2 separate regions of the Homo sapiens genome follow, and region 2 is linked to region 1. Evidence: chromatin contacts called from ENCODE Hi-C or POLR2A ChIA-PET data. All regions are on one chromosome and are shown on one strand. The core of a region is the stretch at or near the end of the contact, and the rest is flanking DNA. Distances in the headings are between cores, read along the strand shown. Region 1 holds the start of EPCART (ERG-positive prostate cancer associated androgen responsive transcript). Region 2 has its middle 230 kb from the start of EPCART.

The links. Hi-C counts contacts between places; a loop is a spot of excess contacts on that map. ChIA-PET counts read pairs that join two places held with the same protein, here RNA polymerase II (POLR2A). Pooled maps may share reads with other maps.
Region 2: a pooled map shows a loop between it and region 1 (3-fold over the local background). The contact joins the enhancer-like site here to the promoter of EPCART in region 1. A Hi-C loop is called at or near these places in 1 of 168 maps with a recorded cell type or tissue (PC-3), 1 of 37 single-sample maps with no recorded cell type and 2 of 50 pooled maps. POLR2A ChIA-PET finds 5 or more read pairs at or near these places in 1 of 52 experiments (K562).

Annotation. Positions count from the first base shown.
Region 1 is chr2:180,119,175-180,126,931 of GRCh38, reverse strand. It overlaps EPCART (ERG-positive prostate cancer associated androgen responsive transcript), which reads left to right and starts at 1,738. Exons shown (of 4, transcript XR_923634.3): 1 at 1,738-2,252; 2 at 3,504-3,599; 3 at 7,658-7,757.
Region 2 is chr2:180,354,508-180,361,809 of GRCh38, reverse strand. No RefSeq gene overlaps it. Among named protein-coding and RNA genes, the nearest start is that of EPCART, 230 kb to the right of the region's middle. Within about 2 kb of position 1,854, at least 4 of the 41 ENCODE cell types and tissues checked have a DNase peak (open chromatin) inside an H3K27ac peak, as active enhancers do.

The sequences.
Region 1 (7,757 bases), core at 489-2,988:
ATTCTACCTATTATTAAGAATTTTACATGGAAACATATAGGATTTTCCAGGATAAAGAAAATCTTTTACAAAGAGTTTCATGAAACTCACTTTGTTCCATACAAAAGGAGTTTTGGTTATAGACCAATATCCAACTCTAGTGAGTAGTTCTACAGTTTTTCAAGCAATTATGATAGAATGTTTTCATTCTCTCTAGTCAGTGTGAGCTCCTAAGATTAAATTCACAGCTTTTCATCAAGGCTGATGTAACTTTCTTACTATCATATCCTTTAAAATAAGGACTGTAGCCTGAGGGTACCTAAGAACATGTGGCAGAAGGCAAAAACAGAAGGTTTTTACAGTTTAGAATATTTTAAACTCAGAATATTGACTATATATTTTTGGTCAGAATTTTTCTTTTAAGTAGCAGTAATATGCCCATTTTGTAGCCACAGTTTTAAATTTTCAGTCTTCACCCCTCCAAAACAAAACAAAACACAAAACAGAACAACAAGTGAGAAGGAGGAGGGGGAAAGAGAGAAGGAGGTGGTGTGGGGTGGAGAGGAGATGATGCCCCCTTCTGTCATACAACAAAATCCATTTCGAATATCGAAACTTGCCAAGATCAAAACTGGCCAAAACAACAAACTCCACTGTTGAAATTGACAGTACGGTATAAGACAATAACCCAGGTTTCTCAATTGAAATAACTTTGCCACAAATTTCATCTCAACGTCTTTAATATCATGGTTCCCAGCCCTTCATGCTCATTAGTATCCCCTGGGAAGATTTAAAGCTGTACTGATGCCCTAAAACCATTCTCCTGATTCTGATGTGGTTGGTCTAGGGTGCAGCCTGGGCATCAGGAGATTTAAAAGCTCCCAGGGAATTGTATGTGCAGGTACTCAGTGTTTATCAAAAGACAGAAGACACAGCTATTCCAGACACCTGTTTGAACTGATTGATGGCAACCCAGCTTCATTAGATGTCTACCTAGTGTTGAATCTTTGTAGCATCCCCCACATTTGTTCCGTGAAACAGGGACAATAGGAGATCACAGTCTTACATAGCTCTCTGACCCATTAATCAACGGGTTGTTCCTCTCTGGTTCTCTCTGTGGGTTCTGACTCATGCTGCAGTAGAGAAAAAAGACAAACAGCCTAGCCAATAAACGACCGCTGCTACGCGATCTCCTTTGACTACAGTAAAGGGCCAGAAACTGCCTTTGGGAGTGCAGAGACAGTGTAGGAACGATGCTGCCATCTGGCTGCCTTCCTGGGCATCTCTTTAAAAAAAAAAAAAAAAAAAAAGTGAGTTACTAATCATACTCTCCTACATTTACACATTAGATACAGGCTTCACTATTCCTTTGCAGTGAGGACTCCTCAGTGACAGGCAGAACCCAAAGGGAGAGCAAAGCAGCCCAAGGGGAGCAGAGCAACCCAAAGGGAAAGCAGAGTAGGCCAAGTAGAACAAATGCTCGCCTTAAACTTTTTTTTCCTTTTTGAGACAGGGTCTCACTCTGTTGCCTAGGGTGGAATGCAGTGGCGCCATCTTGGCTCACTGCAGCCTCAACCTCCCGGGCCCAACGGATTCTCCTACCTCAGCCTTCTGAGTAGCTTGGGACAGCCGTGCACCACCACGCCCAGCTAATTTTTTGTTTGTTTGTTTTTGTACAGACAGGGTTTCAGCATGCTGCCCAGGCTGGTCTTGAACTCCTGGGCTCAAGTGATCCACCTGACTCAGCCTCCCAAAGTGCTGGGATTAAAGGGGTGAGCCACTGTACCTGGCAACACCTTTAAAAATTTCTTCACCCACCTATCCACCTTTAAAGTTGTTCTTTGAGGGCTTTCAGGAATGAGGTTAATCCAAATAGGATAAGGCAGTTTTGTTCCCAGGAAGTATTTAACACACTGGTTCTCAACTTTCCTACACATTAGAATCACCTCGGGGAGGTTTGTGAAAATGCAGATTGCTGGTCTCCACTCCCATCCAATTCAGTAGGTCCGAGCTGAAGTCTGAGAATTTGCAATTGTAACAACCTCCCAGATGACACTGCTGGTCTGGGAAATCACACTTTGAAAACCACTGAACAAATTGTCAAAAAATAATTGCTGACAGTCAGTAATGTAATAAATCCATTAGCCCCCTCCAGCCAAGGAGGGAAGACTGGGTAAAGAAGCCATAGACGGTGGCAGTGACCGGGGTCAAAAGATGTTGCCACTATGGGGTTGTTCCTAGGTATCTATGGAGTAGCATACCAAAAAGGCCAGGTAAGAAGAAGTGGTATGGATGAGGATTAGACGAAAAATGCCTCTTCATTGTTTTGCCTGGGCTCCTCAGAGACTTGTGGGAAATATTGCATCGTCTCTTAACTAAATATTAAATCATCCCTGTGCATCTAATTTAGTGGGGGGCAGACCTGTTTCACAAGCCAAAATAACAGGCTGCAATAACTGAGGATTTTATATATACCCTGACCAAAGAAGTTTGCATTCTCATAGCACCATCTAGTGGAAATTTGGGGATTTTTGTTTTACATCGAACAGCCTAAAATGGAGATAGTTTATGTTATTATGACAGGGAGAGAAGACTGCACGATTTGCTAATTGAGGTGCAATACAGACAAGTAAACAAAAACAGGAAAAATGTGGCTTATGTGAAAGACATTTTTTAACCATATACAACATGTTCTATAAAAACAGAGCAAAGCCGTTAGCTGAGGAACTTGTGTGCACAAAGAAATATGTACAAATAGCTTTTCCAGAACAGTCTAGTAAAAATATGTAGTAAAAGTGGGAAGATTATGTTATATAGAAATATATGTTTATGTGCTGTGTTTATATGCCACAGCCTCAAACCTTCTTATAACTTATTAACAATTATATGAAAATATAGGAACAAAGCTCATGTTCTGTATGAATACAACAGGATTCAAATAACCACATACATTACAAAGAGTTGAATAAATTGAATTCTCTATTTTCTACTGTATAGTCAAGGAAGAGACAGAGTAAGGAGGAAAACAGTTGTCAAATCTGCTGGTGGTTCTGAGAAGGGATCAGAGAGGTAAAAATGCAAGGTGTTAAAAATCTGTTTTACTGGCCCACAAAATGTTGTTTGCAAAACTCTGTTCTAGATGAGCTGATAGTTTAAGGGTAACTGTTTCACTAAATGGTTTGAACTCAATGGATATTAATCAGAAGCAATTTTCTTTTTCTAATCATATGATTGGTCAACTTCTGCTTTCTTGCCCCTGAATGATATCTCAGGCAGATTCCATTGATAATTGATCATTGTCATAGTTCATATAAATCATGTAATTTTACCTAGCTCAGCTTGTAAAACAGGCGCCCCAAAGGGGTCTGGCCTGCCCCTCCTCCCGACTCCAAAACCATGAAGCCAATCTGGTTGCACAAAACCTCTTCTTTCTCCACATCAAGATCTAGCTTCTTTAATGACTTGAGGTGGGATCAGAGGAGAAGAAACAAAATAGTCTCTTCACCCAATTCTTTTTGTTGCAGAATTTTCTGTTGGGTATTGCTGCTCATCTAGAAAACACCAGCTACCAATAGATGTCCTCTCTGTGCCGAAATACTGCTTACCTCAGGGGATATTGGGTAAGTTCAGAAGGCCCTGAAGAGTCTCCCTGACATGGTAAATCCAACTCTAGCCAGTCTTTCCTACCCCTTTACAGCTTCCCCCATTAACCTCTTCCCACTGGAGTATCTACAGCCTGTAAATAGGACTCAGGTGGAAGTACTGCTAAGATGACTCAGGTTCAGCTACTTTTCCCCATATCCACGCAGCCTTTGGGAGATTTGTACATTCTTGTCACTCCAAAGCCAGAATCTTCTCTGTTCCATGGCAACCACCTTCTTTGTTTCTCTCCACAGGCTGCTTCTCCCTGACTCAGCGTCTGATTAAGGAAATAGCCAGTTGGGAAATAAGATACTGATTCCCTTCTTTTAGTGCCACCCACAATCTCATAAGGGAGGAGTATGAGGCTTCTCACCCCATAAGCACTTCATGTGGAGGACTTTGGGCTCCTTTCTCCTCCCAATTGTCCCTCTATAGCTTCCCTTCTGCTAGCCCAAATCTGCCTAGTTGTATTAATCATGATCCAAGAGAGAAAAAAGAAACCTTGGATTGATGGCAGCAGAAAGCCACTGCCACCTTCACCTGGAGGGACCCACAGGTCCAGGGTCCAGGGCCCAGGGCTACTTGGTGGAAGCTAGGCCACAGGTAGGCCTGAGTGGTGGGGATGGGAACTGGGGCTGCAGAGAGGATGGAGTTACCATCATCTGAGGCATAGTGAGAGTGGTAGAAATACCCTTCCTTTTGTGTGCTCTGCTGTCCCAATAATGTCTCCACACTTGGCCCAGAGCAACAGGAAGCCAACTGACTTGGACAACCTGAAATACTAAAATATACCTAAAATACACCCTGCCACATATCACGTGGGGGGCGGGGCGGGGCAAACTCTTCAGGTGTATTTTAGGTTGTATTTAGGTGAAATAATTTAAGTTGTGTAATTTCACCCAAATACAACCTAAAATACACCTGAAGAGTTCAGCTCCCCTGTGATACATGGCAGGGCAGAAGTTTGAGGAAGGGATTGAGACTCAACAGGCCTAGTATGGCACTCCAGTCTTTGAGAGTGGAAAAACTGGATTGGCCAATTCATACTCAAAACTCTTCTCTCTTGTACCCAGATCACCAATTTCCTTGAATCTTTATCTAAGCTTTGGAGTGAAATGAAAGGTCCCTAAAATCACATAACACTTGTTTACTTTCATCTTTGTGTTCTTGTCACTATTTTCAGGTCAAGAGAAAAAGCTTCTCTCAAGATCTTATCATGTGAGGTTAAATGCAGGGTCTCCCAATGTGCTGTTCAATTGTGGTATAAAAATAACAAGCAATTGCCTTGATACTACACTGCTTGGTCCCAAACTGTATGTCAAATATTTTTATAAATATTATTAATTTTACCCAGTCCATTATTTCCTATGCCAAGTGAGATTTCAAGATATCCAGGAATTTAAATTTACATTTAAGAAAGTATATATAATGCTATGGAGAACCTCTGAATATATTATATTTCAGTACCTTCACAACTAAGATTTTATTAAATTGTGATTCTACTTATATCAAAAATCCCTGTACTAATAAATCTTCATTGAATTTTATATGTGCTCAGCACTATGCTTTGAGAGAGAGATAAGTATCTTAGGCTGGGTTCCCCAGAGGCAGACTCTGAGATGAAGATTCATGAGCAAGTGATTAAGAAGGTGCTCTCAAGAGAAATAAGTAAGGGAGTAGGGAAAGCAGAATAGGAAGGCAAAACCAAGCAATAGTGTGTTTCTGACCAAGTCCCATAGAGGATAGCCTCAGCCTGGTCCTAAAGGGAACTCCAAGTATCCTGTAGGAAATTTGTCCCAACTGGAAGCAAAGGAACTGGGCTCTCATGCTCCAAAACACATTATTCATTAGATAAGGAGCCTGGGTTCTTATCTAATGAATATGTTAATTTCATTTGCTTGGTTGGGCCAGCAAAGAATGTTCACAGGTGCTGGCCATTGGAAGAAAAACCATGCCAAGGCTGCAGGAGGGGCAAAGCAGATGTGCAAAGAGATTGTGATATTGTTATATAATAAGGAAAATATATATTTGGTCTTTGTCCCCAGTTCCTGGCATAGAGTTTCTAAAACTCTTGGAATTTCCTGAGTGATAGGTGTGACAGAAGAGTCCTTTATTATTCATAATAAGCCTCTTTCTATCACACCTGAGTTTATGCTAACAAGGCAACTCTTGATAGGTCCCTAGATAGCTTCTGCATGGAAGCTGACAGTGAGGAACCTCTCATGTGATATTGGCCCCACCCCCTGACCTCTGGGAGGGGATTAGGGGCTGGAGACTCAGTGATGTCTATGTAATACAACAATGCAAGCTCCATAAAAACACTGAACATGGGGTTCAGAGAGCTTCTAGGTTGGTGAAGACATCAAGGTGCTGGAGGATGGCATGCCCAGAGAGGACGTGGAAGTGCTGCACCCCTCCCTTCCCATACCTTGCCCAGTGCACCTTTTCCATTTGGCTGTTCATCTGTATCCTTTATAATATACCTTATAATACAGCAGTAAGAGTAAGAAAAGAGCTTCTCTGAGTTCTGTGGGCCATTTTAGCAAATATATTGACCCTGAAAAGGGGTCATGACAACACCTGACTTATAGCTGGTCATCAGAAGTATGGTAGGCCCTGGACTTGCAACTGGCATCTGAAGTGGGGGTTGTGGGAATCAGCTCTTCAACTGTGGGGTCTGCACTAATTCTGGGTAGTTAATGTCAGAATCAGGTTAAACTGTAGGACAACCAGTTGGTGTGCAGAGAGTTGGAAACTTGATGTTGGGGGAAAGAGTCCCACACATTTGGTGTCAGAAGTTGTTAGTAAAAACTAGATCATAGTATTAGTAGAGTAATAAGGAAATCTGGGTGGAGCAACAACAGTCTCTACTTCAATCAGCATAAAACTTGTCTTCTTTCCATTGGTATATTGCCATCTAGGTGACTACTGAAAAGAACTGGATACCAATATTCGACCAAGTATATAACTAAGTGCAAAGTTATGGCACAGCTGAAGCACACTATCACAGAAAAAAAAAGCAGTGGTGACCAAACTTTGCTGCCCATTGAAATCATCTGAGAATCTTTAAAATATACTGATGCCTAGATTCCACTGCTCAGCACTCTGACCTATTTCAAGTGGAGTGCAACATGGGCAAATTTTGTAAAGCCACCCCCCCACTCTCCAGGTGATTCTAATCTGCAGGGAAGTTTTGGTAGAACCAATTTAAGGCAAGAGAAATCAATGTGAATTGCATCCCTGGTAAGAGACATCAGGTAGGAGGTGAGGCTTGAACTGGGTTTTGAAAGATGGTAAGAATTAGGGTATAAATAAAAGGGGCCAACGCTACTGTCAAAAGATACCACATAAGTTCTAAGGCAAAAATTAGCACGACTAATAAAGAATCAACTAGAACATTTCTTGCTGAGACTACTGGAAAATAAGGTTTTAAAGATAAAGTGCATCCCTATTACAGTGGATTCACAAGTGAAGCAATTTTCTTTGAATTTGACCCAGTTGGCAACCATTATATTTTTTTTTTAGTAGAGAACTAAAATGATAAAAGTGATGTTTAAAGAAAAGTATTCTATTAACAATACAGAAGATAGATTCAAATTGTAAGAGACTTGAGTCAAGGAGGTCTGAGGAGAGGACATTTCGGTAACTCTTTTGATATGGGACTAGAGCAGTAGCTGTCAGAATTGAAAGGAAGAGACAAATAGGAAAAGGTATTTTAAAGGAAAGAGAGGTCTTGAATCTTGGATACAGAATCCACAAAGAGAAAGAAATGAAAGAAAAGTCAAAACTTAGTAGATGATGCATTAACTGATGTGTTTCTTTTCATGCACATTAACCCCCGGACCTACCTTCGATTGGGCTGGGAGACATGATGCAGGCATTAACCCATTTGGGATGTCAAAAAGGGATAGTAGTAAAAAGATCTCAAATCCTTTGCTTTAAATAAGTTAATAAAAATAAAGCTACATTGTGCATATAACACAGAATATTTTCCAAAAAAAAAAATTAAGAAACCTTTTTGTTTTCTCCATTCTAGCTTGCTTGCTTCCTTTTCTGCCACCGCCCTCCCCCACACCCCCCACCATGCAAATCCCCCTGGGAAAGAAGAAAGTTGGACAGGAACAAGATAGGTTAGA
Region 2 (7,302 bases), core at 605-3,104, 230 kb before region 1:
AGTGTAATATTTCAGTACATGTATACAGTGTGCAATGATCAAATCCAGGTAATTAGCATATCCATCACCTCAAACATTTATTATTTCTTTTTGTTGAGTATATTCAAAATCTCTTCTAGCTATTTGAAAAGACACAATAAATTATTGTTAACCATAGTCACCCTACAGTGCTATAGAACACTGGAACTCATTTCTTCTCTTCAGCTATACTTTTGTATCCATTAACCACCTTCTCTTTATCGCCCACTACACCTTTTTCAGCCTATAGTAACCACTATTCTACTTTCTACTTCCATTAGAACAAAGTTTCAGATTTCACATATGAGTGTGAACATACAATATTTAACTTTCCGTGCCTGTCTTATTTCACTTAACACAATGTCCTCCAGGATCATCAATCTTGCTGTGAATGACAGAATTTTATACTTTTTTATGGCTGAATAGTATTCTATTGTGTATGGTAAATTTATATTTATAAATGAGCTCCTAATTATTTATTTTTAGAGAGTATATGAGGTACACTCATCCTAAAGCATGATTTATGGCATATATCTTTCTACTGACCACTTTAGTTTTCAATCCAATATATGCCATTTCTGGTACATACCTTTCAAACACCACTTTAGTCATTTGGTGGCATGTGTGGGGAGAACTGACTAGAAACAGCTCTGTAATCAGTGGAGTAAAATTGCAAGACCAGTTTGTTATATCAAGGTAAACCTGAAATGTCACAGAGCCACCTGAAATGTCACAGAGGTGCCAAAGGTCTAGGAGGCTCAGAAAAATGTTGCATTGTGGATTAGAGGATGAATAATTAAAGTTTTAGAAAGACCCTAAATAAGTAATAGACTGCATATCTATCTTGCTAAACAGGATGGGGCAGAAAGGAGCCAAGTCAGAGGGATATTGCTCATTTATGAATACTAATTGCCATTTTATTTTTCTCCAAGATGGTGGATTGGAGGCAGTGTTAGCATGTCTCTCCCATTTGGAAAGACAAAGTAGTGTGTAGAGATTCACACTGTGAACTTTTCTCAAAGAACCAACACAGGAACTTAACAGGAAATCTGAAAGAATCCGTAAACCCTCTGAAGGAAGCAACAGGCTGTAGCCTATTCCACGAGCCAGGTGGAAAACTCTAACTTCCCAGAGTGTGAGATGAAGAGAGACTGCCTCCAGAATATACACTCCCACCAGGGAACCTGGAAGTCCAGGTCATGGGGGAAGACCTCAACATTACCAAGTAATGGAACCGATTTAGGGAGCAGTGATAAATATAAAAGTAGGAGCAGCATGAGGAAGAGCCTTGTTTGTATTCTCAGTCTCCAGTGTGGACCAAGGGAAGCCACTCCTTATTCTACCTCACAGGGGACCTCGTAGAAGTCTGCCAGCTAACTCAGGCAGTGGTTGCAGGTTGACAGAAACTCACAGCTGAACTTCTCAACATAACCTTAAGTGGGGATGAACTCCCTTGGCCAGAGCTGGAGGGCAGGTGAGAAGTGCACTGCAGTCACAAACACAGGATCTGGGCATCCTGACTTTGCAGGCAAACTGGGAGGGGCATGGCATGAAAGCCATAGTTGCTATTGCCATGGGAAGGCTTATGGCCTGGGGCAGTTTTGAGTTCTGAGAGCTCAAACTGGAACTTAGCTTGCTGCTGCTAGAAACCTGTGGGTGTAAGATCTGCCTTGCCAAGTGTGTGGTATCTGGGTGGAGCTTAGTGCCACCTGCTTCTCTCCATTTCCTGTGTGAAGTGTTCTGTGCAGCAGAGGCAGCTATACTTGTCCCTGGAACATTACCCCAGTAGCCAGAGAACTGCCCTCTGACCCCCACAGGGCTCCTGCCTGCCCCACTCAGAAAGTCCAAGTGCAGACCTGCCTGACACAGCCCCCACTCAGCCGCCACCTGCTGTGGCAGCTTAACACAAAGGACAGAAACTTTCAGGAGCTTTATGACCCTACCCCTTGCCTGAGAAACCAGAGTACCTCCCTTAGGTAACATTGGCAAGCACAAATCCCACTGCTATTATAGAAGTTGGCACTCTTTTGCAAGTGCCACCTCCTGGCTTCAGGCCAACCAGCACAGTCCATTACAGCACCTCCTGGTGGAATAACACTGCACCAAATGAGAAAACTTGTGTGTGGCTTCACTTATAACCATTGCCTGCAGCAGCATGGCCTGAGGTCCTGAGTCTATCCACATGATCAGTTCATTAATACTACAATTGGCATTTGAGAAAGCAAACAGAATAAGGATATCTATAACCAAGAAATCTCATAGATTCCATGTCACTCGCTTGCCACTCCCATCACAAATGGTGCTGGTACTTGCTGCTGGGAGACTTGAGGACAGGTAATATCATTGCATCCCTTGTAGACATTTTCCAGCACCTGCCTAAAGTGTGGCAGCCCCACTGGGTGGCTAGACCCAGAGGAGCAATAGCATTCACAGTAGTCTGGTGTTCAAGGACTCCTACTCCTAGGGTAAGGAAGAGTGTATCACATCAAGGGAACACCCCATGGATCAAAAGATTCTGGACAATGGGCCTTGACTCCCAGACCTTTCTGCTGGTGAAAAGTTTCATTCAGCAGGGGGACACTTGAAGTGCTGGGCTCAGCAGGGAAAGTCTGAAGCTGTACCCCAATAATCAGGCAACTCTGGTGCTTGTGAAGGGACTTGGAGAAGGGGACTTCTTTTCCCACTCATCCACCGCTGCAGACACAGCTGAAGCTTCTTCCACAGGAGTTTGGCATGGGTATACCTATAAATAGACTTCGTGGAAAACTTCAGGGTGACTGCATCCCCACAGAAGGAGCATCCTTCAGGTTCAGGCTGGCATGAGACATAAAGTCACAATTCCTCTTTACTTGGAACATTAACATTCCTGCAGATAAAAAGAGGTGCCTGTCTAATCTGAATAGCTAGAACACTGAGTTAAAAGTGTGTCTGGGAGGTGGATAGCTTTCATGCTGGCCTCGCAGGGGAGTGAAGGTAGCTCCCACACTTCCTCCTGATAAGACCTCAGTGCATTTCACTGAAAGGTCCCCCAGCCACCTCTGTCAAGGCTAGGACTTCTGCCCTCCATTGGGTATGGCATTTACCCACCTGCTTTAGCCACAACTGGTTTCTACCCATGGACACCCCCTCTACTGGCCTGAAGCCTGAACTATTCAACCAGTAAATAAAATACTGGGGAAAAAAATACATAAATAAAAAAGTACACACCACAAGGGAATTAGATAAGCTTCAAGAGATCACTGCCATTCCAACCCCATAGGAAACAGTGAACTTGCTCACACACCGTACACATTGGGACTACAATGAGCATCTGAGAATGCCATCATACAAAGACTCTCTATAATAATTACCAGAAAAATAATTCTGGTAATATGACAAAACAAGGTTCTATAACACACCCAAAAGATCACACTAGCTATCCAGCAATGGACCCAAACCAAGACCAAATCTTTGAAATAGCAGATAAAGAATTCAAAAGATTGATTATTAAACTACTCAAGGAAATATCACAGAGAGGTGAAAATCAACATAAAGAAATTTAAAAAACAATTCAGGATACGAATGAAACTTTTCTAAAGAGGTAGATGTCTTAAAGAAAAACAAATCAGAACTTCTGAAAATGAAGGCTCACTTATGGTACATTTCCACCCATTCATAAAATGCAGTGGAAAGTTTTAATAACAGACTAGAACAAGTAGAAGGAAGAATTCCAGTGCTCAAAGACAAGGCTTTCAAATTAACTCAACCAGACATAAGTAAAGTAAAAAGAATCAAAAGAAATTAACAAAATCTCCAAGGAATATGGGATTATGCAAAATGGCCAAACCTAAGAATAATTGATGTTCCTGAGGGAGAAGAGAAAGCAAAAAGATTGTAAACTTATATGAGGGAATAATTGAGGAAAACTTCCCTGGCTTTAGTGGAGACTTAGATATTCAAATACAAGAAGCTCAAAGAATCTCTCCTGGAAGATTCATCACAAAAAGGACTTAACTAAGACATATGGTCATCAGGCTATCTAATGTTAACATGAAGAAAAGAATTCTAAGAGCAATGAGATAAAAGCATCAGATAATCTCTAAAGGAAAACTTATCAGACTAACAGCAGACTTCTCAGCAGAAACCTTACAAGCCAGAGGGAATTCAGATCCTATCTTTAGCCTCCCTAAACAGAATAACCGCCAAGAATTTTGTGTTCAACAAAACAAAGTTTCATAAATGAAGAAGAAATAAAGACATCTTCACACAAACAAATGCTGAGGGAATTTGTCATTATCAGACCAGCTCTACAAGAAATACTAAAAGGCATTCTAAATCTTGAAGCAAAAGCTCTATATGAACCAAAAATAGAACCTCTAGAAAGCATAAAACTCACAGGACCTATAAAACAATAACACAATGAAGAAAACAAAGGATATAGGTAATAATAAACATAATGAATGAAACAATACCTCACAACTCAATATTAACAATGAATGTAAGTGGCCTGAATGCTCTACTTAAAAGATATAGATTGGTAAAATTGGTAAAAAAATATTACAAACCAAATATCTGCTGTCTTCAAGAGGCTCACCTAACACATAAGGATTTATTTAAACTCAAGGTAAAGAGGTGGAAAAAGATATCCCGTACAAATGGAAACAAAAAGTGATCAGAAGTAGCTATTTTCATATCAGATATAGCAGACATTAGAGCAACAACAGTTAAAAAAAAAGACAAAGAAGGTCATTATACAATTATAAAAGGATCAATCCAAAAAGAAAATATGACAATTGTAAATTTATATATACCTAACACTGGAGCTCCCAAATTTATAAAACAATTACTACTAGACCTGAGAAATGAGAGACAGCAACACAATAGTAAGGGAGACTTCAATACTCCACTGAGAACACTAAACAAATCATTGAGACAGAAGGTCAACAAAGAAAGAATGGACATAAACTACACTCTAGAACAAATGGATCTAACAAATATTTACAGAACATTCTACCCAAGAATCACAGAATATACATTCTGCTAATCAGCATATGGAACATTCTCCAAGAGAGGCCAAATGATAGGCCACAAAATAAGTCTCAATAAGTTTTTAAAAGTCAAAATTATATCAAGTACCTTCTCAGACCACAGTAGGAAAAAACTAGAAATCAACTCCAAAAGGAATCTTCAAAACTACACAAATAAATGGAAATTAAACAATCTGCTCCTAAAGGATCTTTGTATCTTTGAAATTAAGATGGAAATTTAAAAATTCTTTAAAATGAATAATAGTGACACAACTTATCAAAAGCTCTAGCACACAGTAAAAGCAGTGCTAAGAGGAAAGTTCATAGCACAAAATGACTATATCAAAAATTCTAAAGAATCATAAATTGATAATCTGATGTCATGTCAAAAAACTAGAGAAACAAGAATGAAGCAAGCTCAAAGCTAGCAGGAGAAAAGAAATAACAAAGATCAGAGCAGAACTAAATGAAACTGAAACACAGTACAAAATGTCAATGAAACAAAAGATGGTTCTTTGAAAAAATAAAGAAAATTGATAGGCCATTAGCTAGGTTAACCAATAAAAAAGAGAAGATTTAAACATGCTCAATCAGAAATGAAACTAGAGACATTACAACCAACATCACAGAAATACAAAAGATGTTTTGAGAATACTATGAAATCTTCATGCACACAAACTAGAAAATCTAGAGGAAATAAATAAATTCCTGGAAACATACAAATCTCCTAGATTAAATCAGCAAGAAATAGAAACCCTGAATAGACAAATAGCAATCAGAAATTTTAAAATTGCCAGCAATAAAAAGCCCAAGGCCCAGATGGATTCACAGCTACAGCTAAATTCTACCAGATATTCAAAGAATAATTAATACCAGCCCTATTGGAATTATTTTAAAAGACTGAAAAAGAGGAAATCCTCCATAAATCATTATATGAAGCCAGTATCACCCTGATACCAAAACTAGGAGGGGATGTAACAACATCAACAACAACAAAACAATATTTCTGATGAACATGGAAATATATATGGAAATTTAAAAATTCTTTAAAATGAATAATAGCGACACAACAAAATACTCAACAAAATACTAGCTAACCCAATTCAACCACACATCAAAGAAATAATACACCATGATCAAGTGTATTTTATACCAGGTGTGCCAACATAGTTTAACATATGCAAGTCAATAAAAAGATACATTACTTAAACAAGAATTAAAAACAAAAAATTTATAATCATCTCAATAGATGCAGAAAAACATTCTATAAAATCCAGCATCCCCTTATGATAAAAATCCTCAACAAACTAGGCATAGAAGGAACTTATATCAAAATAAGAAAAGCTATATATGGCAAACTCGCAGCCAACATCTTACTAAATGGGGAAAAGTTGAAAGCAATCCCCCTGAGAACAGGAACAAGACAAGGATGCCCACTTTCACCACTTCTATTCAAAATAGCAGTAGAAGTCCTAGCCAGAGCAATCAGGAAAAGGAAATAAATAAAGAGCATCCAAATTGAAGAAGAGAAAGTCACACTATTATTGTTTAATGATTATATGATTGTATACCTAGAAAACCCTAAGGACTCCTCCAAAAGACTCCTAGATTTGATAAAATAATTCACTAAAGTAACAGGATACAAAATCAATGTACACAAATTATTAGCACTGCTATACACCAACAGCGACTTAGTTGAAAATTACATCAAGAACTCAAACCCTTTTATAACAGCTGTAAAAATAAAAAAATAAAATATCTAGGAATATGCTTAACCACGGAGGTGAAAGATCTCTACAAGGAGAACTACAAAACACTGCTGAAGTAAATCACAGATAACAAAAACAAATGGAAACACATTTCATAGTCATTAATGAGAAGAATCAATATTGGGAAAAATGATTATACTACCCAAAGCGACCTACAGATTCAGTGCAATTTCAATTAAACTGCAATCATCATTTTCCAGAGAATTAGAAAAAAAATCCGAAAATTCATGCAGAACAAAAAGAGCCCAAATAGCCAAAGCAATCCTTAGTAAAATAAACAAATCTGGAGGCATCACGTTGCCTGACTTCAAATTATACAACAAGATTATTACCATAACAGCTTGGTAGTGGTATAAAAGTAGGCATGGACCAATGAAACAGAATAATAAAGAACCCAGAAATAAAGCCAAATACTTACAACCAACTGATTTTCAACAAAGCATACAAAAATATAAATTAGGGAAACGAGACCCTATTCAATAAATGGTGCTGGGGAAACTGGCTAGCTA